Regions from separate parts of the Homo sapiens genome. Here all the other regions are linked to region 3. A link is a contact called in ENCODE Hi-C data. All regions are on one chromosome and are shown on one strand. The core of a region is the stretch at or near the end of the contact, and the rest is flanking DNA. Distances in the headings are between cores, read along the strand shown. Region 1 holds the start of SEPTIN7 (septin 7). Region 2 holds the start of DPY19L1 (dpy-19 like C-mannosyltransferase 1). Region 3 holds the start of FKBP14 (FKBP prolyl isomerase 14).

Region 1 (3,541 bases), core at 752-3,251, 5.8 Mb before region 3:
TTTGAATTCTGTAAGCCTAAGATGTGGTAAAATATGTATTTTTAATAACTGTGTTATGAAGACCTGGTTCCATCATGTTGTCCCATCATAGAATAAGACAATGCTACCATGCAAATCACCTATGTAGCTTCCACATTTATTTCATAGCTTCACTCAACTCTTATCTCCTTTAGTCCCACCCACTGAACAGCTGAATGAGATGAAAGATTGTTTACTGCTCTCCCGCCACGACCGTACCACCCCCCCATCACCACCCAACCACCCCTTACTCATTCCCTTGCAGTCTGAAGAAATAAAGAATCCAAGCAGCAATAGCTGACTTGGTCATTGTTTATATCCCCCCTTCAGTCTATCAGGATTCCATAAATTTCATCCCTACCTGTACACTTTTAAGTCTAAAATACTCTCCTCCCCATGTCTGCACATAAACTTTAGGGGGAAAAACTGACTATACTCATCACCTGCATGTGCATAAATATGTAAAACAGGTTAGATGCTTAGTAATTTAGATGATCTGTTCATTTACATTCTCAGGGGCACTAACAAAGATATTTTTTCCTTTCATCAAAATAAAAAAGCCAGAAGAAAGAATTCTTAAAGCTGAACTATTTAGCAATAAACTCAAGAAATGTAGTAAGTTATTATTTCAGTAACTAAGAAAACACCTGGACGTCACAAATTCTTTCCTAGGACTGTAAAAACCCAAATTTGAAACAGTGTACTCTTCAAAAGTAACTCAGCAAATGGAAATGTCCTAGAAAAATCTCGGTTGCTTATTTCTTACTATACACACAGCTGAAATGGAACTCAGGAGTGGAAAATGTAAATGAAATGGCCTGTTCTTTTTCCAACATGTGGGGGAGGAAAGGAAATGAAAGGGCTCGTTAAGAGAATAACTGAGAATATTGAAATATTTTCAAAAATTAATTTCCCTAAACTTCGCCACTCCACATCTCCGCTCCCTCCCTTTTCCAAGGACCCTTCCCACCCTTTCTATCTCCTCCGGGGGGCGCCCTTCCCAGGCGTTCTCTTTCCCTTACTCCTAAAAATTAAGCCCAAATTCCAAACCAAACTACCGATTCTCCCTCCGTTCTCAAGACTCGCCCGCCATCCACCGGCCTTCCGGGCTGCGCCTGGAGAGAGGCAACCCCGAGAGGCGGGAGGAGGAGCGGGGAGGCGACGCGGTGACTGGAGCTGCGGCTGCAGCCGCCGCCGCCGCCTCCACCACAGCCTCAGCCTGGTGCATCCTTCTTCCTCCCTCCCCGCCGCCGCCCGCCCGGGTTGGCCCACACAGCACCCTCGCCCGAGCGTTCACACTCGTCCCCACCCTCCTAGCCAGGCCCACTGCCCCACGAGGGGACTTCTGCCGACGGGGATGCGGCCGGGGACAGGAGGAAGCGGGGCCGCGGAAGCCGGCGGGCCCGGGAGGAGACTGAGGAAAGGCGAAGGGACGGAGAGAAGCAAGGGCAGGGCTGAGACCACCACGCTCAGGCTGCTCCGGCCGCGGAGGCCGCGGCTCTGCGCCGGGGGCCAGCCCGCCGCGGCACAGGAAATGCCGCCGCCTCGGCTCTCCTCACGTTCAATTCAAACTGTCACCGCCGCCGCCTCCCCTCCCCCCGAGCCCGCCGCTGCCGCGCCCCGGGCCCGCAGTGGCCCCCATCCCGGCTCCCCTCGCCGCTGCCTCCGCCTCGCCTCAGGGCGTTCCCTAGCTCGGTCCAGCGGCCGCAGAGCTTCCCGGCATTCGGAGCCGCTGACCCCAAGTCGCGGCACCCGAAGCTGAGACTCACCCATGGTGCTGCTGTTGACGCTCCTCTCCTCAGCAGCAGCGGATCTCGCACTGACCGACATCCCCTCCCCCCCTCCGCGACCAGCCCCAGCGGAGCGCAGCCCGCCGATTCTCCAAAGGCGCCTACGCCGATTCCGCAGCGTAGCCGCCCGGCGTAGCTGCCTTGCTTACGCACGCTACAGCAGGCGGACTCCTCCACAGGCTCTCGCTCGACTCCCGCTCCCTCCTCCGTCCCCCGCCCCCTCAGACGAGGCTTCCGGGCCTAGCGGAGGCTGGCTTCCATCTCGCGAGATTACCGCCTCCCCAGCTCCGCCGCCTCGCTCCATTTCGAGCATGACTTCATTGGCGTCAGCAACGTTTTGCTGTTCGGGTTTAGCCGCCATGTTTAAGTTGGCCGGGTTTCGCACCACTGAGGTCATGGATACTCAGGCCTCTTTGCGTGTTTCTTCAACACTGCTTCTAAGGTTAACCGCGTTACATTTGTTGGAGAAAATCCTGGGAACGCTGAAAAGGACTAGTGGGTGGGGTGCGAGGGTGGGGTCTTGCCCGAATTAAAGATGGCCGCAGTCAGCTCTGCCCCGCGCAATTTCACGTCAAGTTTTGGAGCTGCGGGAGCCGGCCAGTTGGCCTCAGCGCCTCCTTACGGAATTGGCGTAAGGCAAAGAGGCGCGGCTGGAAGAACCAGACTGAGAAAGTGCCACAGGGCGGGGGCCGCATCCGCCCCTCGGCTTCTGGTTACTGACCCGACGGCTTTGTGAGTGAAAGTGAAGAGACACTTCGAGGCAGGTGTCTGTGCTCCCCATTCATCCCTGTTTCCGTGGCTATCTTGACTTTCGGGGTGAAAAGTGAGGTTAGGCCCTGTTTCCCCGACCCTTCCCTCGCGCCATCACACTCTAGTGGCCTGGCACAGCCCCAGAGGTCGGCCGCTGTAGCCCCCATTGCGGACTCGCCACATTCATATTGGCTCACCTTGTCGGTGCCCGGTTCGGTCCTCTTGGAGCTCACACTCCAGTTGAGGAAATGAATGGACACAGGAACTACTGGGTAACAAAATACTAATAAAGGGCTGCGATTGTGTGAGTTTCTACTGTAGCGATGAATGTCGCTGTCATTGGAACGTTCCCCAAGTGCCTTCTAGTGAAAGCCTTACTTCACTCGGAATAACCTGTGGTCTTTTCTTGAACGTGATGGCTCTCTTGGTTGTATTCTTCATGCACATGTGTTACTTTTCCTGTTTAACTACATGTTAAAGAAATGTGTATGTTCCTGTTTAACTGCATGTTTTAAAAAAGTATGTGTATTTTTAAGTTATAGGCACGTGCAAGAAAGTTCAGAGCAAAATAGCTTATATTAGTGAAACAATAAATGTCTACTAATAGGAGAATGGATGAATAAGTGTCATTGTTGAACAAATTGACATACAACACGAACCAAAAAATCAGTGAACTAAAGCTACCATTTTTCATATGGATAGAGTCATTAACCTAATATTGAGGAAGAAATGAAAAGACAGGTTGCGGAAAGATATATATGACATACCATAAATAAAAGTTTAATAATTACAAAAAAGTAAGATCAAACTAAAAATTGTATAAGGAAATGATAGATACCAAATTCAGAATACTGGTTGCTTCCAGAGATGAACAGAAGGGAATGTAACAAGAAGGGTTCATTTGTATCTATAACGTTTGTTTTCTACCAGAAATATCTTGAAAATGTGGCAAAACATTAAGCTAAGTAGAGGGCACATGGGTG
Region 2 (3,674 bases), core at 293-2,792, 5.0 Mb before region 3:
TAGCTTTCTTTTAACTGAATACATTCAACATTAATCCCAGAGGTAGCATTGAGTTCAGCTGACACAATGTTTCAGAATCCAAGCCTTCTGCATCCTACTTTCAACCATTATTTTTTAAACCAGTGTATAAAAATAGTTGTTCTTTGCTCCAATAAAGACATTGGAAAATCCAAATTCATAAACTAGACAGGGTATGAGGGAGTATTAATTAGCATGGCAAACACCCTCCCTTTACAAAATAATCCACTGTCTCTTAAAAAGGCTAACAATGAACGAATGCTGGTATTAGTAAAGAAATCACTGGGCAAAGAAACAAAGAGCGAGAAAGCCACGTGAAGTCCCTGGAATTACAATAGAGATAAGCAGAACGATGGGCCTTGATTTACAACATTGGGACTTAAAGACAACTTTTTGGAACAAGCCACTGGGCACGGCCAGGAAAGGAACCTCCCAGTTGTAATCCATGCTGTTGTAAGACTGTGTGCAAAGAATGCAGGGGTGGAGGGAGAATTGGGATCTACCTGGGTTTCTAAATTTTCCCGGGTTTAATTTACTCGTGCATTCTGCTATGTAAAAGAAAACATATTTTCGACTAAAATCTCCTATCTTATCAACGCCAAGTTTTCCTGCTTCCTATTAAGCAACAAGGTTACAGCAAGTGTAACAAACTGAATGTACTTATTGATGATCTTTCCTGCTCCAGCCAATCCATCCTATCACCTTCAGCCTGGCTCCTACCCTGGTCTTCAGTTTACACTTGTGCCTCGTCCCTTATCAGCTCCCCATGAGATTCCAGGCTGCTATTTTAATACTCTGTTACTATCTTAAATCGGGTCGCACCCGTTCTTCTTGTCGGTGAGTGAGGGGCTGCGCTCCAAGTTGCGCGACCACACTGCGGGGAGTAAACGGAGACGGTGACTTGATTGCCACCCGCGCGCTTCACATCGGTGGGGCCGACCAGGCGCCCAGGGCGCACGCACAGCGCCCCTAAGTGGCCGCTCCGGGCGCCTTCTCCCTGCCCCGCCGCGTCTCGCCTGCGCGGGCTCCAAGCGCAGCCTTAACAGGCTCCGAAACTTGAATCAGCGCCCCGATCCCGAGAGGGCTCTTCCTTCGGCCCCATCACTCCCACAATGGAAGGGCGGCCGCCTCCGGAAGGCCGTCCGCCCCCGCGTCCTCGCACCGGCCGAGCCCCGCGCGGGCGCCGAAGAGGTGTGGGTAGCCGGGCGCCAGAGGGGTCGGGCCCCGCCTGCGCCGGAAGTCCGCGCGTGCGCGCTGGCCGGCCTGGAGCGCGCGTCCGGCGCAGAGGGGCGGCGGGGGCGGGGCCGCGGCCGCTCGCAGGGTGTCCCCGCCCCCGCCCCCCGGCGTTCCGCGGTCGCCGTGACAACCGGAGCGGCGGCAACGGCGGCGGGCTAGCAAGTCCGGCGCCGCCTCCCGGCGGTACTGCCAGCCAGGCAGCAGCCGCCCGGCCTCCACGATCTCCCCGCCTCCCGGCCCGCGGGGAGGGACGAGCCCGCCCTCCACCCTCCGCCCGCCCGCCCGCTGGAGAGTGAGCTGCGCCCAGCCGCCCAGCCAGCCCGCCGTTCTCTGGCCGCCGTCCGGGCGCGCGCAGCGAGCGGGCGCGACTATGCCAAGATGGTCCTGCAGGCGCGGAACAAGCACCGGGAGGCGGCTCCCAAGCCGCCCCAGCCACCCCGCGCCTCACAGTCGCCGCTGAGGGGGGCGTCGGACGTCGGCGCCGGGGAGCCGGGGCCCGAGCGCGCGCCCCTGTCCCCGGGGCGCAAGGGCGCCGCGGGCAGGAAGGGGCCCCGCGCCGAGCCCGGCGCGCCGCCCGCCGGGGGCGGCCTTGGGGGGCGCCTGGCCGCCCGGCTGCGCTGGGCGCTGGGCCTGCGGCGCGCGGGGCGCGGCCGGACCTGGACCACGCTCCTGTTAGGTGAGCAGCCCTAGCGCCGGCGCCGCCGGGACGCGGAACTTTGAGGCGCTGGCCCCCTCCCCTCCCCTCCCCTCCCCTTCCTTCCCCTCTCCTCCCGCTTCCGCCGCGCCGAGCCCCGCCAGCCGGACCAGCCAGTTTGCAGCCCTCTCCGACTTTTTCTCTGGGACATTCTTACCTTCTCCTCCCCGCAACTCCCTGGCTCAGCTCTCCTCGCACGCTTCCCACCCGCGCTCTGCCTGGGCTTTAAAAGAATGGCCCGGGGATCAACAGCTGCCCGGCCTGGCCGCGGGCAGCAGGTCTGCGCTAACGAGACTTGAGCGCTGCTGATTGGTACGACTGGCCGCCTTCCCGTTATCTCGGCCTCTGACCGCCAGGATGGTTTGCTTTGGCTTGGAAACGATTCCGTGGAGCTCAAAGCAAACGCACGTTCCATGTCGTAGAGAGTTGCTTAAACTTATAATTAAATTTTAGCGTACTTTTTTCTTCCTGGCCGCAAACGCCGCTGGTGGCACTTTATTTGTGATTCCCCTCGACACGTCACTTTCTAGGTTGTGTTGTGTTTGGGGCGCCCGAGCCTTAATCCTCCCTGCTGCCCTTGGAACCTTTGGTGAGGAGGGCTCTCCTCCCCTCCCTCTGCCATTTACCAAATGGATGATGTGTAATGATGTGCTGAAAAAAAAAAACAAAGTTGACGCATTCGTATGTTTCGGACTGACTTCAGGTTTCCTCTGTTTCCTGGTTGAATTTTGATAAGGCAAGTTGTAGCAGTTTGGATAACAGGCCTAATTTTTCTAAGTCAACTAGTGAAATGCTGTTACATTGCTTTTTTCTATATGCCTCAGTGGGCTTTTCGCTACTGAACTATTTAATTACTGTTGATTTATCCCTTAGTATATTTTCAGATTCCCTTGGTGACTCAAAGTTCCCTTAGCCAGGAGTTGGGGTCCAGTATAAGTCAAGGAATAGGACACAGCAAATTGGCTTCCCCTGAGATCACAGCCACAAATAAAAGCCACTCAGTCATAAAAAGCCAGTCATCTCTGTATGTTTTAATGGGCTCAAGAAGGTTGTTCCTAGGGTACTTTTTTTCCCCCCATTGCCGATTCAAGCCTAGAAAAACCAAGTTTGTTTTTCTTTGTTTGTTTGTTTGTCTGTTTCCAGCACATTTCCCCCCGCCCCCTTTTTTTTTATCTCAGTAGCAAGCTTGAAAAGCTGGCTAGTATGCAGGTTAGAAAAGCTCACCTTGGGGAGGCAGCACGATACAGTGGATGAGGCAGAGCCTTCAGATCTAGTACACAGCGGTTCAGTTTGGTTTAAGTTTCAGGTTCCTTTGTGAGTCTTTCGTTCTCTGCTAGTGGGGGGTTATCACATGGCGAATTTACTCCACAGGGATCCACAGGATCTGTTAAGGATCATAACTAAAAGGTGTGGGTGATACATGGGAAGATACTTTGTGTTTAGAGCACTTGACACATTGTAGTTGTTGTAATAAAAGAAAGTGTGTGATGCTGATTTGAGATCTGATGACAGAATGGAGTTGCATTTTTATTGAATGACTAAACATTAACCACTTTGTAGTAAAATATAGAATGGCATTGCTTCTTCAGGGATGTTACAATAACAAATCTTAGAATAATGATATTTATTGCTATTTTCTGCATATTTTCTTTTTTGATTGCGTTTCCTTTGAATCTTCTTTGGATGGATGCATGACTTATATTTGGATGACTTACCTTTGGATTTA
Region 3 (3,805 bases), core at 201-2,700:
TCACGATACCTCCTGAGTTCTAGTCCCTATTCTTGTTCCAAAGCTGCCTAATTGATCTCACACACTTGAGGTAACCAATAACAGGGCGTAAAGAGATTATTGGAATTTCAGGGTAGAATACTATGAGGCCAGTGTAAACAGATGTTGTCCAGACTCTAAGGTCTCACTATGGAAGTGTTGATCTACTGACCCGGAGCACTGACATCACCTAAGAGCTTGTTAGAAATGCAGAATCTTGCACCCACCCCAGACCTCCAGATCAAAATCTGCATTTTAAACAAGATCTTCAGGGGGATTCCTATGCACATAGAGTGCGGATATGCACTGTGTTAAGGTTATTAGACCAGAAAAAATGTTAACTACAGATTAAGTGGAAAGAGGAGGTGAGAAAAGACTACAATACGATTTAAATCGCTTTAAGTATATGTCACAGAAGCATGCACCAAAATATTAAGAGGATTGTTTGCGGCTGGTGGTGGTATCGGCGAGCTTTCTTTTTCTTTAAAGTTGCCTGATTTAGTAAATAAAAATGCAAAACCATTATTCGTTATGTATCTGAAATTCCAACTTGATTCGACTCCCCAATATTATCTGGAAATCTTACTTTAGTGCTTTCCAATTTCTTCCAAAATGACTTCAATGAACATGCATTACTTTTGAACTTAGGCAAAAAATGTAAAACTAGAAAATGTAAACTACGATGAGGCTGTGTAATTCGTAACCATGATTACCATTTCTTCTTTAAAGCGGAAGTCTGCAAGTCGAAACTCATTATTTACCCTGTAAGGTAACTTAAGGGATAAATTATTAGCAGCCATAACATGACGTGGTGCTGTGGAATGAATCAGACCTGGTTTGAAGGCAGAGCTCATTTGCTTCGGGGCCAAACAACCTTAAGCAGGACAGTTAATATCTCCTGGTGTAAATTTACTTCTCTTTTAAATGGGAAAAAAGAACCTGCCTTACTGGGTGTAGTGAGGTTCATGCAACGGGAACGCGCTTTGTGAACCCTCAAGCAGTATGTCAGTCTTTACAGTTTATAAGCAATAGCAAAATCCTAGGATTGTGGCATCTTGGGGGGCCGCTCTCCAACGGCGAGAGTAAACGAGTCTTTCCTGGAACCCCGAAGATTTCATAGGGCCCCGGGACTCTTCCTACGTCTCTCAGCAGGGTTCTTCACAGAGATAAATCAGCCGGAGGAGTTTCCGGTTGGCTCTGCGCCCCGCCCCTCTCCCAAAATCCACGCTGGTTGAATGCTGAAATCCACCGGGCTCTAGGACCACAAGGGATGATCCGCCGCTTGGCAGCTGCCCGGCTCTACCGGGCTGTAAATTCCATCGTTGCAGCGTCATTGGCTTGAGAGCTGCCTGAAGGACAGCACCAATAGCCAATGGGAGGCTGCTATTCCCAGGCGGCCGCGTTATAAGAGCCAGTCAGGCCGGCATTTGGGCTTAACTCTTTAAAGGTAGGTTCGTGACCCTTGAGAAAAGAGTTGGTGGTAAATGTGCCACGTCTTCTAAGAAGGGGGAGTCCTGAACTTGTCTGAAGCCCTTGTCCGTAAGCCTTGAACTACGTTCTTAAATCTATGAAGTCGAGGGACCTTTCGCTGCTTTTGTAGGGACTTCTTTCCTTGCTTCAGCAACATGAGGCTTTTCTTGTGGAACGCGGTCTTGACTCTGTTCGTCACTTCTTTGATTGGGGCTTTGATCCCTGAACCAGAAGTGAAAATTGAAGTTCTCCAGAAGCCATTCATCTGCCATCGCAAGACCAAAGGAGGGGATTTGATGTTGGTCCACTATGAAGGCTACTTAGAAAAGGACGGCTCCTTATTTCACTCCACGTAAGTAATTATGCCCCGCAGGTAAAATAGTAATTAAGAATCCACTCACTTATGCCAGCTCTCCAGCAGGAAAGGTGGCCTGTACCTGGTTTTGCCTCTTTTACAAAACCGAAATATCTTATTTCCTTCTTTGGGAAAGGAAATTGTTTAAAGCCAGTTTTATATAGCGAGCGAGGCCTTTGAAGGTCTTGTTGGAAACATGTGGTCTGGAAAAGGCTGTTAATTTTTTTTATTATACAAATTAGAACTAGAATCTTTGAAATATTGCAGAAATATATCTGGGTGTATAATTGGCCAATAAGTAGAAAAAGCCCAAAAGAATTCTCATATCTCAAACTCCATTTCTTAAAGAAAATGACTTGATTCCATTTTTAATGTGGTGTAGGTGATGTTCACCTAAAACTTTTCACAGCGACTTCAAAAGCAAACTACACTATCACTTATTTGCCTGTTGAAGGATATACTAATGCCGTTTCACTGACCTACTTCTTTTGTTCTGACGAATGGTATTTTGGTCAAGGCACAGGACCATGATTTCAGTCATTTGCTTCTTTCTAGAGAGTCAGACTTCATTGATGAGGTGGGTGTGGTTTTGGAAGTCTAGGTGAAGGATTTTCAGGTGGTTACACTATCATTTCTGTTCTATAAACGAAGAAATTGGAACATGGAAATGGTTTACAGCCTAATGATTTTCAATTAGGCATCGGTTCCATTCATTCCATTATGACAGTATTTAGTGAGCATTTCCTTGATGTTAAGCCATGTTCTGGGTGCTAGGAAGATTCAGAAATTTTGGCTTCTAATCATCTTCATCTATTCATTAGTCTGTCCATCTATCAAACTCTTATTGAATGGTCACAAGTCAGGTCCTGGAGACGCAAAGATGGCTAGAAGCAGGTTCTTGTCCTCTAACAGTATACACCATCTACAGGTGGGAGAAAGACAAGTAAATAATGCAATGATATAGGGTACAGAATATTCAAAGTGCTAGCAAAGCGTAACTGGGCCTGAAGTAGTTAGGCTCCATGGGGTGGGGAAAGGGAAAGACTTCCCAGAGACCATAATTGAAATGAACCTTGGAAGATGGGTGGAGGTTTCCAGGGGGAAAGTAGGGAAGGATGTTGTAGGTAGAGGGAATAACATGAATTAAAACAGTAAATCTTCATAGCCCATCCTCCACCTGATTTTCTAATAAACTGCCTTTACTGGGCATTCAGACCTGGTCTGTCTTGAGGGTTGGGGAAATGAATGGGGCTCTTCTCTAAACTGTTAGCCCTGGGAAAAAGTTCCAGAAAAATGGCTTGCCTTAGAATTCTCAACAGCCCTTTCTTCTTGTCAACTAGGTGAGTGCCACGGTGGATATTAAATGATGTGATTTGCATTTTGAAAATTCAGTTATATTGTTATTTTTAGTCTGATCTCTTTTAGACTCAGCCTGACTTCTTTCAGATTTCTGAACCAAAAACCTGTGCTGACTTTGGTGGTAGCCATGGAATATTATTTAGCAGTTTGCTACTAAGTTCTAATACCTGATGAGGGGACTGTTATCATGCAGCCTCCATGTAAATGGTCAGAAGCTGCTAACTGTAAACTTCATGAAGAAATACCATCAAATTGGCTGGGCGTGGTGGCTCACGCCTGTAATCCCAGCACTTTGGGAGGCCGAGGCAGGCAGATCGCGAGGTCAGGAGTTTGAGACCATCCTGGCCAACATGGTGAAACCCCGTCTCTACTAAAAATACAAAAGTTATCTGGGCGTGGTGGGCACCTGTAATCCCAGCTACTCAGGAGGCTGAGGCAGGAGAATCGCTTGAACCCAGGAGGCGGAGGCTGCAGTGAGCCAAGATTGCGCCGCTGCACTCCAGCCTGGGCAACAGAGCGAGACTCCGCTCTGAAGAAAAAGAAATACCATCAAATGATCAGTTTGTAAGCACGTTTGCCATCTCTAGAACCATAGCCTATGGG

Evidence for each region. A loop is a pair of places that touch in the nucleus more often than their neighbours do. Pooled maps may share reads with other maps.
Region 1: a loop to region 3 is called in a pooled map, with 29 times the contacts of the local background. The contact joins the promoter of SEPTIN7 here to the promoter of FKBP14 in region 3. A Hi-C loop is called at or near these places in 2 of 37 single-sample maps with no recorded cell type and 8 of 50 pooled maps.
Region 2: a map of naive thymus-derived CD4-positive, alpha-beta T cell shows a loop between it and region 3 (14-fold over the local background). The contact joins the promoter of DPY19L1 here to the promoter of FKBP14 in region 3. A Hi-C loop is called at or near these places in 1 of 168 maps with a recorded cell type or tissue (naive thymus-derived CD4-positive, alpha-beta T cell), 1 of 37 single-sample maps with no recorded cell type and 8 of 50 pooled maps.

Annotation. Positions count from the first base shown.
Region 1 is chr7:35,799,517-35,803,057 of GRCh38, reverse strand. SEPTIN7 (septin 7) reads right to left here and starts at 2,001. Exons shown (of 14, transcript NM_001788.6): 1 at 1,788-2,001. The coding sequence starts at 1,848. It overlaps SEPTIN7-DT (SEPTIN7 divergent transcript), which reads left to right and starts at 2,433. Exons shown (of 5, transcript NR_120512.1): 1 at 2,433-2,568. RefSeq lists silencers at 1,090-1,539, 1,570-1,809 and enhancers at 1,960-2,349, 1,964-2,587, 2,710-2,769.
Region 2 is chr7:35,035,353-35,039,026 of GRCh38, reverse strand. It overlaps DPY19L1 (dpy-19 like C-mannosyltransferase 1), which reads left to right and starts at 1,542. Exons shown (of 22, transcript NM_001366673.1): 1 at 1,542-1,930. The coding sequence starts at 1,633. It overlaps LOC105375228 (a long non-coding RNA gene), which reads right to left and starts at 2,241. Exons shown (of 3, transcript XR_001745162.3): 1 at 2,106-2,241. RefSeq lists an enhancer at 703-932 and silencers at 983-1,652, 1,683-1,852.
Region 3 is chr7:30,024,347-30,028,151 of GRCh38, reverse strand. It overlaps FKBP14 (FKBP prolyl isomerase 14), which reads left to right and starts at 1,450. Exons shown (of 4, transcript NM_017946.4): 1 at 1,450-1,840. The coding sequence starts at 1,644. FKBP14-AS1 (FKBP14 antisense RNA 1) reads right to left here. Exons shown (of 3, transcript NR_187577.1): 3 at 911-2,765. RefSeq lists an enhancer at 1,045-1,194.